5 separate regions of the Homo sapiens genome follow, and regions 2, 3, 4 and 5 are each linked to region 1. The links are chromatin contacts, found by Hi-C or POLR2A ChIA-PET in ENCODE. All regions are on one chromosome and are shown on one strand. Each heading gives the region's core, a stretch centred on a gene start or an enhancer-like site at or near the end of the contact. The rest is flanking DNA. Distances are from core to core; before and after follow the strand shown. Region 1 holds the start of USP47 (ubiquitin specific peptidase 47). Region 2 holds the start of ADM (adrenomedullin). Region 3 holds the start of IRAG1-AS1 (IRAG1 antisense RNA 1). Region 4 holds the start of FAR1 (fatty acyl-CoA reductase 1). Region 5 holds the start of AMPD3 (adenosine monophosphate deaminase 3).

What was found. Hi-C counts contacts between places; a loop is a spot of excess contacts on that map. ChIA-PET counts read pairs that join two places held with the same protein, here RNA polymerase II (POLR2A). Pooled maps may share reads with other maps.
Region 2: a map of naive thymus-derived CD4-positive, alpha-beta T cell shows a loop between it and region 1 (6-fold over the local background). The contact joins the promoter of ADM here to the promoter of USP47 in region 1. A Hi-C loop is called at or near these places in 3 of 168 maps with a recorded cell type or tissue (B cell, CD14-positive monocyte and naive thymus-derived CD4-positive, alpha-beta T cell), 6 of 37 single-sample maps with no recorded cell type and 13 of 50 pooled maps. POLR2A ChIA-PET finds 5 or more read pairs at or near these places in 1 of 52 experiments (activated CD4-positive, alpha-beta T cell).
Region 3: a map of naive thymus-derived CD4-positive, alpha-beta T cell shows a loop between it and region 1 (8-fold over the local background). The contact joins the promoter of IRAG1-AS1 here to the promoter of USP47 in region 1. A Hi-C loop is called at or near these places in 1 of 168 maps with a recorded cell type or tissue (naive thymus-derived CD4-positive, alpha-beta T cell), 1 of 37 single-sample maps with no recorded cell type and 8 of 50 pooled maps.
Region 4: a loop to region 1 is called in a map of CD8-positive, alpha-beta T cell, with 13 times the contacts of the local background. The contact joins the promoter of FAR1 here to the promoter of USP47 in region 1. A Hi-C loop is called at or near these places in 2 of 168 maps with a recorded cell type or tissue (CD8-positive, alpha-beta T cell and naive thymus-derived CD4-positive, alpha-beta T cell), 2 of 37 single-sample maps with no recorded cell type and 9 of 50 pooled maps.
Region 5: a map of CD8-positive, alpha-beta T cell shows a loop between it and region 1 (4-fold over the local background). The contact joins the promoter of AMPD3 here to the promoter of USP47 in region 1. A Hi-C loop is called at or near these places in 6 of 168 maps with a recorded cell type or tissue (CD4-positive, alpha-beta T cell, CD4-positive, alpha-beta memory T cell, CD8-positive, alpha-beta T cell and 1 more), 9 of 37 single-sample maps with no recorded cell type and 15 of 50 pooled maps. POLR2A ChIA-PET finds 5 or more read pairs at or near these places in 2 of 52 experiments (CD4-positive, alpha-beta memory T cell and activated T-cell).

Annotation. Positions count from the first base shown.
Region 1 is chr11:11,840,551-11,843,250 of GRCh38, forward strand. USP47 (ubiquitin specific peptidase 47) reads left to right here and starts at 1,422. Exons shown (of 28, transcript NM_001282659.2): 1 at 1,422-1,674. The coding sequence starts at 1,636. LOC107984311 (a long non-coding RNA gene) reads right to left here and starts at 1,291. Exons shown (of 4, transcript XR_001748134.3): 1 at 625-1,291. RefSeq lists enhancers at 498-1,363, 1,146-1,315, 1,364-2,227, 1,526-1,665.
Region 2 is chr11:10,303,780-10,306,479 of GRCh38, forward strand. ADM (adrenomedullin) reads left to right here and starts at 1,294. Exons shown (of 4, transcript NM_001124.3): 1 at 1,294-1,450; 2 at 1,901-2,019; 3 at 2,170-2,319; 4 at 2,553-2,700. The coding sequence starts at 1,922. It also overlaps a transcript of SBF2 not described here. RefSeq lists silencers at 206-265, 756-855, 1,036-1,085, 1,766-1,815, 1,836-1,885.
Region 3 is chr11:10,539,967-10,542,666 of GRCh38, forward strand. It overlaps IRAG1-AS1 (IRAG1 antisense RNA 1), which reads left to right and starts at 1,270. Exons shown (of 4, transcript NR_046375.1): 1 at 1,270-1,576. RNF141 (ring finger protein 141) reads right to left here and starts at 1,221. Exons shown (of 6, transcript NM_016422.4): 1 at 1,156-1,221. RefSeq lists an enhancer at 1,297-1,406.
Region 4 is chr11:13,667,390-13,670,089 of GRCh38, forward strand. It overlaps FAR1 (fatty acyl-CoA reductase 1), which reads left to right and starts at 1,279. Exons shown (of 12, transcript NM_032228.6): 1 at 1,279-1,417. RefSeq lists silencers at 829-1,318, 1,429-1,708 and an enhancer at 1,789-1,838.
Region 5 is chr11:10,453,814-10,456,513 of GRCh38, forward strand. It overlaps AMPD3 (adenosine monophosphate deaminase 3), which reads left to right and starts at 1,451. Exons shown (of 15, transcript NM_001025389.2): 1 at 1,451-1,635. RefSeq lists an enhancer at 2,326-2,375.

The sequences.
Region 1 (2,700 bases), core at 172-2,671:
GAGTGGCCAAAGATGTACTTCCTCCTTTAGGATCTACATCTTTGTGAGTTACCTTTTTTTCAGCTTATGACAGCCATTAAAACCAAGTACAAAAATAACCTGACGTTCAATCAGATATTTTAATAACTATTTCACGAAGTATTAAAGATTTTTAAAACTAACGAAACCTAGTCAATCATATTGATTTCCTTAAATATTTTTAGTGAGAATAACAAAGATTTTTATACCATTAATATGGAAAATAACTAAGTTATTTTAAATGTTTATGTCATCTTTGTCTTAGCCTTTTTACATTTTACAAATGTTTTATAATTCTGCACACAGCAGGACACGTATAAAACTTATATAAGTATATGGATTTTTTTTTGGTAACGGGATTACAATAAAAAAAAGTTTGGAGAACACAAGTGCAGGCAGTTAATGCTGTGGGTGTTAGGAACATGACAAGATTATATTATCTCAGCATGCTGTAAGATCACTGTATCCATAAAAGTCTTCATGAAGGAGCCCCGCCGAGTCTCCATAATGGAAGCAGGATTTGGAGAAATGACTTCTGCAAACTTTGTTTAGTATAACACAAAGCACCATGCTTACTACTAGAGAAGATTAAAATTCTCTAAAAACCTTGTTAACGGAGATCACAGGTTGAAGCATACTGCAGCTCTACTCTTGGAAGGCTAGCTCAGTCTCAGACTTGGCCCTGATGGAGAAGGAAGTTCCCTGGAAGAGGGCAGGGGAGCGCCTCTCCAATGTAGTTGCGGGGGGCGGGCGGTGAGGACACCGCTTCATAAGGGAAGGGGTGGCTGCCTCCCCAAGCAGGGGGTGGCCCCTGAGGTCCCTCCAGCTGGGGGCCCTTGAGAGGGAGGGTGGGGAGAGGGGAAAAGAACGTCAGGAGAGTGAACGGGAGCAAATAAAACGCTGTCCATTCTGACTGGAAGGGCCAGAGCCGTGTCTAAGGGCGGGGGCCGGGAGGTGGCCCGCGGTGGTGTCTCTACCAGGACGAGGCCTGGGGTATCTGAAGAGGGGATGACGTCCAGGCGCTTTGCTAAAGGGAAGCCAGAAGGGTATGAGTTGCTAGGGTCAGAGATGGGGCTTTCGGCTCGAGTCTTTCCCTGCAGGGCAGAGAGTCCGAAGAGCCCGAGAAGGCAGGGAGGACAGTGGGCCTGGTCCTTCCCCGGCCGGCAGAGGGAGTCCCGAGATGGAACGTCCAGCTCTCCTCTAACGAAAAGCGTTTGCATGGCTGTCTCGCCAATTCTGTACCTCCCGGGGCTGAGGAAGAGCCGAGGTGACTAGAAGCTAGCGACAAGTGCCGGCCACCTCCGACGCCAGGCGCCGGGCTTGGAGCCCGACGGGCCGAATTCTCGCGAGAGCGGCCGCCGCCATTTTTCCATTGATTGCAGCGGGCTGGGGGAGGGGCCGACGACGAAGGCGGCTGTGGTAGCGGCGGCGGCGGCGGCGGAGCCCTGGGTCGGTGTCTGCGCGCTGGTGTCTGAGGCCCAGGCTGAGGCCTCCGCTATTGCTGGAGCGCAGGCGGCGGAGAGGATGACTGCCGCTGCCATTCTCTCTTGAGCTAGCGAGCCGCCGCCACCCTCCACCCTCCCCCGGCAGGGCGGAGAGGAGCGGCCGGAGTCAGCGATGGTGCCCGGCGAGGAGAACCAACTGGTCCCGAAAGAGGTGAGGGGCCCCAGAGGAGGTTAGGCCTTAGGCCTGCGGCCGCTCGAGGCAACACAGGCCCGGGCCGGGGTTCGGCTGCGGGCCCGGCCGGGGTGCAGGCTCGGCTGTGGGGGAATGAGGAGGCGTGAGGCAGTCGGGGGTGGACGGTGGGTGCGGCGAGCAGTTGGGAGACCCGCTGGCTCTAGGGGCCGGGGAGCGGACCTCCCGCCTCGGGTTTTATGGGGCTGGACGAATAAAGGAGCGGACGGGAAAGAATCAGGTTCTGCTCTAGGGGAGAAGGTGGCCTTTTAAGTTCTTGTTTAACGTGTGGAGCCGGGAGAGATCATTTCAAAGAAAACATTCTGGAACAGTTGCCTATGGGCACGGCAGGGTGACGGTGCTGCTTCTGGGTTTGACAGTGGCAGCGTATAGCTTTCAGCGCTTGTGAAATCTACACCCAAGTGAGATCTGTGGGAGGGCAGACTTAACTGTTACGACTTTTTTCAACTCCTGTTACTTGGTAGTACTATTGGCCTGCCTAAATGGGGCCTACCGAAGATCGTGGAAAAGTAGTACATGGGACATTAATGTAAAGGAAGGAGATAGGAGAACATTACCACATGGAGAGCTGAACTCTTTTTTTTTTTTTTTTTTTTTGAGGTTGGGTTGTGTATGCCAATTTGAGTGACTTCTTAAATTCTTAAAAGCAAGTGATACGAGAAGCCTTGACTACTTGGCTTCTCTTGAATAGTAGTAGAAGATTTAGGGTAGAATCCAGCACTGGCCAGCGAATTTCAACGTATTAATAGTATCTCTGTTGGCTTTATAAATATCTTCGGCGTATTCAAATGTGTATTTTTAACTGGCTGATCATCAGGCTAATGCTTTGGATTTTTATTTCTCATATACCTTAAATAGAGACAAGTGTTGGATTGAAATTAACTGTGTGCGATCTTGAAATTAATGAGTGATCATTACAGATTCTTAAATTTTTTTGTGCCTGTTTTACTTGTTTTGTAGCAATTCTTTGTTACTTAAGCAAGCTCT
Region 2 (2,700 bases), core at 44-2,543, 1.5 Mb before region 1:
AAGCAGGAAGCCCCGTGGCTTAGCCTTTCCTTCCCAGTTTGGCCCCCAGGAGAGAAGTAAGAAAGAGAAGAAGCTGTGATGAAAGAGCACAAACGGGTGACAAACGTGTCTAGCGTGATTCATCATGAACAGGCACAAATTCTTTGGGCGGGGGCTAGGACTCTCCTTTGCCCCTTGAGAAGTTGGTGACCCCAGCCTAGAGGAATCCACGCCGCGCCCCAGTCGGCCGTGCTAGCGTGTCGGGCCGAGTAGGGACTCTGCTGCTTCCTACCTGCAGGGTGACTTCCCCTCTCTGCAGATACCTCCCCTCTCTGAGCTTGAATTTTCTACCTGCTGAAATGGGAAAAGGAATGTTACCTTCCTTGCCTGACTCAAGGGTGGCTGTGAAGCTCAAAGTAGACTGGGATGTGGCCGTGCTTGGTAAACTGTAAAATGATTAGCATACGTGAAGCGTTAGTGTGCTCCCTGGCAGTCAGTCCTCACGTTTACGATGGATTAATGAAGGCAGCCAGGCACAATCTCAGGTTATGACCTTATAAGGCATAATAGGATTACAAGGAGGCAAAATGAAACAGTATATTTCCTCCTAATTTTGGTTATTCCTATGTTTCCAAATAGAAATGAAAATTCTGAAATTTCAGATAATTCCCCCCTCCAAATCCCAATTCTCAATTTAGCTTTTCTGAGCCTTGTCCCTACCGTGAAATCTTACTAGCTCACCCCGAAACGCCGGGGTCTTGGTCCTCTGGGGGACTAGTGAGTCCTGCTCCTCTCGGCTTTGCTCCGTCCCTGCCCCGGCCCCTCCGCGGGAGTCTGGGGTCGCGGCCCGGTCAGGCGCCAAGCCGGCAGGGGGGCGCGGTCCACTTGAGGCCACAGCTCCCCAGGTCCAGGGCTCGGGCCATCCGCGCTGTCCCTTCCGCGGGCTCTTGCTGTTCTTCGCCAGGAGGCTTTGCACTCCGGGCCGCATGGGTCCTGGATAAGGACCTCAAGAGGTTGTAGTGGCGCCCCTTCGCTCCGGCGTACTGTCTGAACCCTGTGCCCAAAGAGGGCTGTGGCAGTTCCTGCACCAACCGCCTGGAGCCCATACCTAAGCCCTCTGGGCACGAGGGACCTCCTCTCCCCCGCTCCCCCCTCCCCCCATCCCAACTCCAGCCCCAAAGGAAGCAATGCGCGCGTCCGAGAGCAGGAGCGCGCGTGGCTGAGGAAAGAAAGGGAAGGCAACCGGGCAGCCCAGGCCCCGCCCCGCCGCTCCCCCACCCGTGCGCTTATAAAGCACAGGAACCAGAGCTGGCCACTCAGTGGTTTCTTGGTGACACTGGATAGAACAGCTCAAGCCTTGCCACTTCGGGCTTCTCACTGCAGCTGGGCTTGGACTTCGGAGTTTTGCCATTGCCAGTGGGACGTCTGAGACTTTCTCCTTCAAGTACTTGGCAGATCACTCTCTTAGCAGGTAGGTGCCGCAGACCCTGCGGGTTAAGAGGTGGGGTGGGGGGCAGTGCTTGCCAAGGCCCTAAACTGGGAGCGCTGGGTGAGGGGAACAACCCACTTTGGAGGGTTCTCTGAGAGATAGATACACCCCATATCCTGGGCCCAGCTCGTGCACACAGCTGGAGGTCCAGAGACCCAGTCCCCTCTGCTCCGTCAGCCAAGTTCCAAGAAGTTGAGCAGAGACCCTCTGGGAGCCTGGCGGGGTGCAGCGGCCTCCCCTGCGGGGCCTGTCACCCGGCCGGCGCGTGCAAACGCCTCTGGCGCCTCTCTGCGCGGAGGGAGATAAGCGTCTGAGCCAGGGAAAGCGCGGGCTAAACCCGCCTCGCCGGGGCCCCTGCCCGCCCTCCGTGCCCCGCCCGGGCGGTGCAGCTGGCCCGGGTGCTCACGCTCGACTCTCTTTCTTCTTTTCCAGGGTCTGCGCTTCGCAGCCGGGATGAAGCTGGTTTCCGTCGCCCTGATGTACCTGGGTTCGCTCGCCTTCCTAGGCGCTGACACCGCTCGGTTGGATGTCGCGTCGGAGTTTCGAAAGAAGTGAGTCCGGGCAGCGCCTTCCCCCTTGCTGGTACCTGGCAGGCAAGGGGAACTGACCGTTGGTCCCGAAGGTCTAGAAGTGAATGGGAGCAGGGACAGGCCTGGGCGTCACCTGAACGCACGCGAATCGGGTCTGCTTGTGTTTTCCAGGTGGAATAAGTGGGCTCTGAGTCGTGGGAAGAGGGAACTGCGGATGTCCAGCAGCTACCCCACCGGGCTCGCTGACGTGAAGGCCGGGCCTGCCCAGACCCTTATTCGGCCCCAGGACATGAAGGGTGCCTCTCGAAGCCCCGAAGACAGGTAACTACGCCCTGTGCTGTCCAGGGACGGGAGGGAAGGAAGGTGTGCGGGAGGAGTTCTCTGTCTCCACTCCCCTGGCCCGGGGGATCGTCGGGGCTGGACCGCAGCTCAGATGGCGCGAGCAGTTTCCAGCTCCCTCTGGCTCTAGAATGGCTCCCGTTCCCGGTGTTGGGGCCAAAGCTCTGCTTGATGGGGTCTCAAGTTGCCTTTCTTCCCCCTCCCCCCGCCCGCAGCAGTCCGGATGCCGCCCGCATCCGAGTCAAGCGCTACCGCCAGAGCATGAACAACTTCCAGGGCCTCCGGAGCTTTGGCTGCCGCTTCGGGACGTGCACGGTGCAGAAGCTGGCACACCAGATCTACCAGTTCACAGATAAGGACAAG
Region 3 (2,700 bases), core at 20-2,519, 1.3 Mb before region 1:
ACATATAGTCATATTCTTGAGAAAAAGTTCTAGAAACTGAAGTCAGGCAATGTGAAAGAAAAGGATAAAAATCCATACTATTTTTGAGCTCTGAATTCAGAAAGCATCACTTCTCAGACGGGTGACTTCGACATGGAGGTGACTAATTTAGGATCGTCGGCCGGTGGCAGCTCATGCCCCCAGACAAAATTCTGAATGGGTAGAGGTCATTTTATAGCAAGAAGAATGGGCAGAAGGGAGTGAAAACGAATAAATTCGTGCTGAAGATGTAAGAATTATAAACAATTGAAAGTGTTCCAGCAGCTTTATATATATGCCAGAGGCAAGAACTGAATTAGCTGGCACCGCTAAATAGGACAGTGTCAGAATATAAAAGGTACACTACCTTTAATAAGGGGCATAGGGATCGATTTCAATAACAATCGTAAATCCACATTTTGTAACGCCGAGACAAATAACTGAAGGAATAATTTCAAAAGCTAACACAGAAGCCTTCTGCTCCTGCTGTGTAATCACTACCTTCTTATTATTAGCAAGAAAACGTTCTTTTCTTAGCCGGGTCTCAAGGTAGCAGCTAGTTTGACAAGGAAAGACCTTTGGGAAGGGTAGCAGCCTAAGCCAATTCATAAGTGTGGGGCTGGCTAAGTAGATCGACGTGGCTATTTCTGAGCTATCGTCCCAGGCAAAAGGTTTCTTATTTGGGTGTCCAGCCCGGCGGAGACCGAGCCCGCGGGCCACCCTAGCGCTCGCTCTGGCTACGCCGCCTCAGCCCCTCCTCAAGCGCACCTGGACATTTAACCAACAGCTAAGTCCGGCGGCCGAATGACTGAGCCGGCGGCAATATTCAAACAACCGTTTTGGGATAGAGAAGGAAAAACTCTCTCCGGGTCCCTCAGAACCACCCCGAGGCGGGACAAGCCACCGCCACCCCGGGCAACTGGAACCCGCCGGGCAGAAGACGGGCGTCAATAGAATGGCCTCCCCAGCCGTCCCCACGCCCCAATCCGAGGCCCGGGGAGGGCGGCGGGGCTAGGCCTGTCTCCCCGCGGAAGCCTGGCTCGGCAGCGGAGGGCCCTCTGGGGTTTCTCTTCCCAGACCCAGAGTCCTGGAGCAGCTAGCAAGGGAAACACGAAAGGACAGCGCCGCGGAGCTCACCCCAGGTTCAAGGCATCGCGCACCCTGCGGCAGCGGCTGCGCTGCCTCAGCCCACAGCTCAGACCTGCGGGTGGCCGCGACTCAGGCCGGGACCCGGTCGCACCTCTGTGACGCAAAGCCCCGCCCCCCGCGCGTTGCCGGGAGACGGCGCCCAACCTTCCTCTGCAGCGCCCCTACCGACCCGCGCTCCGCAGCTCCTGAGGGCTTTCGAGCCCAGATGGTCATCTGAGACGAGAGGTGGCGGCGAAGGAGAGTCTCGCCTGTCACGCTCCCGGAGCAGGGGCTTCATGAGGTGGCCATGGAAACAGCCTGGCAGACTCCCATCTCTCCTGGTGCCATCTCCGGAGCGGAAAGTGGAGCGCCCCGCTGGCGACCAAGGCCGCACTGAGAGCCCTGGTTTGGTCAACAGTTGGGCTCCAAGGTACCACTTCCCAGACCTCCAGCCTCCCCACTGATGATAGATACACAAAGGTCATCTTGTTTCTTTATGAGGCAATGGATTGTGTTCACCTAGCCGAGTTGTTAAGCATAAGAGAATGTATGAAAAGTAATTACAAGGTTCAAAATCCTGAGCTTTGATAAATGATAGATATGATGATGAGCACATGTTAGTGATATTACTGCTCTGCGGGACGTCTGAATCAGTAATTGCTGTCTTTTAAGCATCTGTTGTGTGCCAAATACTGCACTAGGCACTTTACGGGCATTGCTCTTGTTTAAGTCGTCTGGTCAAAGTTGCCTAGACAATAAACAGCAGAGCAAGGATTTTAACCCAGGTACAGCTGACACTGCTGCCTCTATGCTTAGCAGTTAAACTGGTTTTTATGTTTCTTGTTTGTACACCCCTCCTTCACCAGTCACTTGTAGATTCACCTTGTGAAGAGCTAATTCTTCCCTCTAATAATAATACTCTTTGACCATTTACTATATGTCAAACCGTATTTTAAGGACTTTAAAGGTATTAATTCGTTTAATCTTCACAGCAATCCTGTGAGTAGGTATTATTAATACCTTCACTAAGACACAGGCTTAGAAAAGTCGATTAACTTTTCCAAGGTCAAACAACCATTAAGGAGCAGAGCCAGATTCAAACCCAAGCAGACAGAACCCTGAACCTGTGTTTTTAATTCCTGTTTTAAACTGCCTCGGTAGTACGGTAAGACTTCATTAGCGCTAGGTCCATGCCTGTTTGTGCACCATTATTTCCCTGACAGCCAGCATGGTACTTGTTCAATATTTGAACATTTGATGAATATTTGAACACTGGAAAAGGAAAAAGCTTAAAAATGAAGTATAAATAATGATTTAATAAATTCCAAAAGATATCAAATTCAACAAGATTCCATAGTTCAGCCTAATCCGGGCCTGGGAGTTAGAAATATTACTCTGTAAAAATTGCCTTCAATTAAACATTGTATTGGAAGTTCTGGTCAATGAAATAAAAAAAGACAAATATATAAAAGGCATCCAAGTTGGAAAGGAAGTTGTAGCACTGCATTTATTTGCATAAGAAAATTGTGGAATACTACAAAAAAGCTGCTAGAA
Region 4 (2,700 bases), core at 29-2,528, 1.8 Mb after region 1:
GAGGCAGAAGCCATGGCATTCAAATTAGTTTCCTGAGCCAGAACTTAACATCTGCCACAAAGTAGGCAGTTCAGTGAGCTTTTGTAGTTTCCAACTGGATGCAGCACTATGACTGCTTTTAGCTACTAACAGGGCCAGGCACTGAAACAAGCTCTAAATCCCCACAGAAAAATCACTCTGAGCCATCCATCCCTAAATACCAACCTGTGCATGCTATTCACCGTGCCAAGAGCGTTCACTCATTTTTGCTTCTCACAAATCTTTTTTTTTCTTCCTATGGCTTGCATGTTTTGAATGACAGCTAAATCCTAATGCGGACTGTTTATACAATGGAGTCCCACGGAGCCCAAAGATTGTGGTAATATTATTACAGAATTCTCATGATCCTTTTATTATTTTTTAAAAATGAGCCGTATGAATGTGGTAATACTATTAAGTGTCCGGCTCGATGAATTCCTCCATGTGTACACAGCCCGGAACGACCACCAGGATCAAGACGCAATGTTTCCAGCTTTCCATAGGTTCCCTCGTGCCCCACCCCTCAGAAGTAAACGTTATTCTAACTCCTATCACTACCGGTAAGTTTTGTAGGGAATTATTTTGGAGGAAGTGGAAGGTGGAATGAATGGGCCCACAGTCCCCTGGGACTGGGCGAGACCCGTGGAGGCTCCAGGGGTCCGTAGAGCTCTTCGCTCTCACCGACCCGGGCCACACCCGCCAAGCTGGTAGTTCTCCGAACGGATCCCTCACGCCCAGCAATGGCCGGAGGGCCCCCGGGCCCCACCATAATAGCGCTAAGCACGCCACAATGGCAGCCCCGCTGTCTCCCGCGCGGGCCTCGCTGCGTGCTCCCAACCTTGGGAGTTGGCGCCCCTCCCGCGCGACGGACAGCCGGGCGTGGCCCTGGGCGCGACCCGACAGGACGCCAGCAGCCGGCGGGGGCGCTCCAGGACTCGAGATGTGGGGCGCGGGCCCATTGGCTGAGCATTCCCCCGCGAGCCTCCCGGCCGCAGGGCCCACCTCCCGGCCCTCTCTCCGCGCCCCCATTGGCCGTTCGCGTTCCGCGGGCGTCCGCTCCCGCCCCACTCCCGCCCGGAGGGAAACCGGGTTGGGGGTGAGAGGCTAAAGCAGGGAGGAGGATGACTGGTCCTGCGGATAAGGGTGTGCGCGAGAGCCAATCAAAAGCGGATGTCGAAAAGAGGCGCCGCTCCAGCCAGTCACGTCGCGAGGTGCGGTCGGGGCCGGCTGACGCGACTGCGGGCCTCAGCCAATGGGCGTGCCACTGCCCGTCCGCTCTTCAGCAGCCGGTCGCGGGCGGTGGAAAAGCGAGTGAAGAGAGCGCGACGGCGGCGGCGGCGGCGGCGCAGCTATTGCTGGACGGCCAGTGGGAGAGCGAGGCCTGAGCCTCTGCGTCTAGGTGAGAAGGGGGTGCGCCAGCGGGAGCGGCCGGGCTGCGGGCTCCTCCTCGCCTGGCTCGGGAAGTGGTTGCGGGAGCTCGGGCTGCAGGCCTGGCCGAGGCGGGGGCGCCGACCAGCCGTCCCGCCCCCGCCCCCGCCCGGGTACGCCCAGAAGTGAGGGCGCCCGCCTCACCCCGGGTGGTCTCTGCCCCTCTTTGCCCCGCCGCCGCCCTTCACAGGGCCGGGACCGCGTGGGGGACGTACGGTGGGGCCTGGTTTGCAGCCGCGGAGCCCGGGGAGCCGCCTGGGGTGGGAGGCCGCTAGAGGTGGCGAAGGTGGGGCGGGGTGGTTAGCCGAGCAGCGGGCTCCGCGTGCTCGCGGGAGGGTAGCGGCAAAGGGAGGCCTAGTGATTGCAGGATTCCGGGTCTGGGGAGGAAGAAAGTGGTGGGAAATAGGTGATGCTCAGAAAAGGGTGCTGAGGGAGAAGGCGCGGGGCCGGGGAGTGTGGTTGGCCTATTAGAAGTAAGGATTGATAGGGCCTGGGTGGAGATCAGCTGGGAGTGAAGGGGGGACGGGCTTGGGTTTTGAAGGTGAAGGTCTCTGGAGAACTGGGGACACGTGGATCTGGAGTAAGAGGCACCTACTGAAACCGGAAGGTGGCTGAGAAGGTTTTATGTGAGGTGTGGACGGGAGGCTATTGGACTAGAAGGCATTAGTTGGTCTGTTAGGACAAAGTATACAAGCAGCAAACGCGGTAGATTTATGTGTGGTAGGTGAAGGCTGTGAATCTTTTATGAGTAGTTGAGCAAGAACAGTTGTCTGATTCTGCGGTGTCGGAGAGTGGAGGGTCTCAGGTAGTGTCTTGGTCAGGTTTGAAGGTTAATTTACTGCTAGTGGAGGGCCAAATACTCAAAAGAGTTTTTAATTCTCACTACTGGGGCTGATCCTCCTCCTACACTCCACCCCTCCTGCCATCCCTGTGACAGTTCATCTCGTTTTGCCTCAGCAGCACAAGAACTCACTCCCTCCGAAGTAATGGCATACATATTGTTTGCTTTTGACTAGATGGCAGTCAGGAATCCCTTAATTCTTTATGTTAAAAAAAAAAGTGTTGGTTTAAAGACAACATCAGAAGATACTCTCAGAAAATCTGCCCTCCAGGGGAGTTTCTCAGCTGTCATGTTGGGCATGTGTAATATAGCATAAAAATGATGCAAGATCTCTTACAGTAATACAAGTGAGAATTAACGTATAAGTACAATCCTGATGTATTTTTTTCAAATTAATTTAAAAAGTAAACAGA
Region 5 (2,700 bases), core at 201-2,700, 1.4 Mb before region 1:
CCTGACCTTGTGATCCACCTGCCTCGGGCTCCCAAAGTGCTGGGATTACAGGCATGAGCCACCATGCCCGGCCGATATCTTTCTTGATGAGACATAATTTGATTCCGTCCTCTCCTGTCTTTTAGAGTTTGTAAGGGGTGCTTAAGTGATAAAAGGGGATGCAGTCTAGTCTCGGGCAGGAGAAGCGGGCCCTGTATCTGGTTATCATAAATTGTCTTGATGTTTGTTCGAAAGGGAAATAAGGCTTTGAGCTTGGGATCAGTGCTCTTCAGTCCACAGAGACATCTTGGCTGCAAGAAGCAGCAACAAGTTAGGCTCAAGGTGGAATTGTGAGGTCCTGAGAAGAGCTTGCTCTTCTGGGACAGAACTGTATTTTTCTTCTAAACTGCCCATGTTCTGGGGAGTCTTCCCGCCTTTTGGCTTCAGCAGGACCCTTGGTCATTGTTACAACCTGTGTCATCTTAGTGGAGCTGCTGCTGGTTTCTGTCTGAACCCGATGCAATGGGTCTCATACCTGTAAACTGGGCTCCAGGAAGGCAGCTTTCTCTAAGTTGGAAAATGAAGACTCAAGGTGGAGGGTGTTTCCCAAAGCCGATACCACAAGATATTAATAGGTGTTTTTTTCCTATGACAGCAGTTCTAGGATGGTCAAATAAGTGCGTCGGGTTAAACAAAGTTAAGCAGCTTTCTTTACTGCAGGACTTCTCAGGTGTTGAATTTGCTAGTAGAAACTGTGCATGAATACCCATAAGGGACTACAGGATGCAGTGTTTTCCAAGCCTTCTGACCTTTCATGTTCTGCAGACTGCACTTTGAAAAATGCTTGTTTAGACTAAGGCTAGCTGGGATCCGGTTAAAGGTGCAGAATAAAATTCCCTGAACGTGTCGGACTTAAATCCTTGGGCTGGAATCCTCCCACTGCAGTCCCCACTCTACCTCCCCTTTCCCCAAAACACTAGCAGAAAAAGTCATCTGCCCCTCCTCCTTCTGGCAGAATAGTACTAAGGGCTTGGATTTTTTTCTCATACTGTAAGTTCATTTAATTGTTTAATGAATAAATATTACCCTCCCTCTAGGTTGCTTGTAGCCTGCTGGTTGCACTGTTTATGAAACAGCTGTGAGGACAGGTGGGCCGTAATCTCTGGGTAGCTAAAGCCCAGCAGCAGCCCGAGGATCATGTGTCAACCCTGTAATACTGCTCTGTGCACACAGGAATTATGATGTGAGCTCAGTAAGACACAACCTCACGATTGGACATGCGGAGGTGACTCAGGCCCAAGTCAGGGTTACAGCTAGCCTCCCGGTAAACAACTGACCCATCCTTCCTGAGCTCTTCTCCCCAGGATTTCAACAGCACCACAGAAATAGCCATTTTGCTCATGGTTATTTCCCAGGACCACAGGATTTGCCTAAGTCACTGGGAGGCTATGTGTCTGTTCTGAGCCTTCCCACTCTCCTAAAGGGCAGATGAAGATCAGAGCTTTGCACCCTGTGATGCCATTTTAATCAACCCTGCTTGGTTTTAGAGGATTGCTCCTGTGGGTCACTTGAGGCAGGCTCCACCTTCCCCAGGAGGAGTGGCAGAGTCCAGCCAGCGCTCGGAGCTGGAGGCCCACGTGGGAGCAGTGAGCGGCTGTAAGCAGGGGAGGGTTTGGGGTGGGCTCCGGTGGGTCAGTTGGGGTGTACTCCTTTTCTGTGTGTGTGGATGGGGGTGGGGGTTCTGGTAAAGCTTATCAGGCTTCGCAGTCACCTGTGATGTGGGCTTCCTTCTGGGAAGAAAGGAAGGAGTGGGATGGGGCTGTCAGCTTTTCATCCTAGCCTGCCCCTGTCCTCTGTCCGCCTCTGTGCTGAGGCAGTTCCTGCTCCCTGAGTCTCTGTCCTTTCCTGGGAAAGGTGGAAGCAGTTCATGGTCTTTCCCTTTCAGAGGAGGAGGGGATGGAGGGGATTGTATTAGCAACTGGGATTGAAGCTCCCCCTGGCAGTTATGGGGTGCCCTTGGGAGGGCTGCTTTAGGGGGGCTTTCTGAGAAGAGGCAGGTCGGGCTGTACCTGAGACCAATCCCCTTGATAAAATGCAGCCAGGCCTGAAGCACGTTCAGAACGGAAGCAGCAAAGGTGATGATATCGCTCGTTGCTACTCAGCTTTCAGGAGGAGGCTGGGCGTTAGAGGGAGGCTGTGGCTTATCTCCTGCAGCTGGGCAGGACGGCTGAGTTTACTGTTGTAAAGAGGAAGCCGCCGCTTTAGTTTCCTCTTGTGAGGGCTGTGAAGAGGGCCAGGACACTGCATTCAGGATACCACAGCCATTTTGTTTTGGATAACTGGGATTACCTGGGGACTTCAGGGCTCTTGGAAATTTTCCACTCATATTTCATATTCACGAGAGAATTTCCAGCCCAGGCTTTTCCTGCTCTGGCTCACTGCTGCTCACAGATATGCAAAACAGAGACCTCCTACTCCAGCCGGCAGACAGGACCCAGCCAGCTGCACGCACGCACTGACTCAGCTGAGCCTCCTGGGTGGCAGGCAGCACCTCACCCGGGTGCATCACTTGAGTGGCATCTTCAGGACCAGTCATGGAGCCAGGCTCAGGTCTGTGTCGGGGCTTCTGCAAGGGGAGTCTGGCAAGAGTAGGAACCAGCTTCCTTCGTATAACGAGGGGATTTCAGTGGCACTGGGCTTCCTTTCTGGAGGGACTGTGGC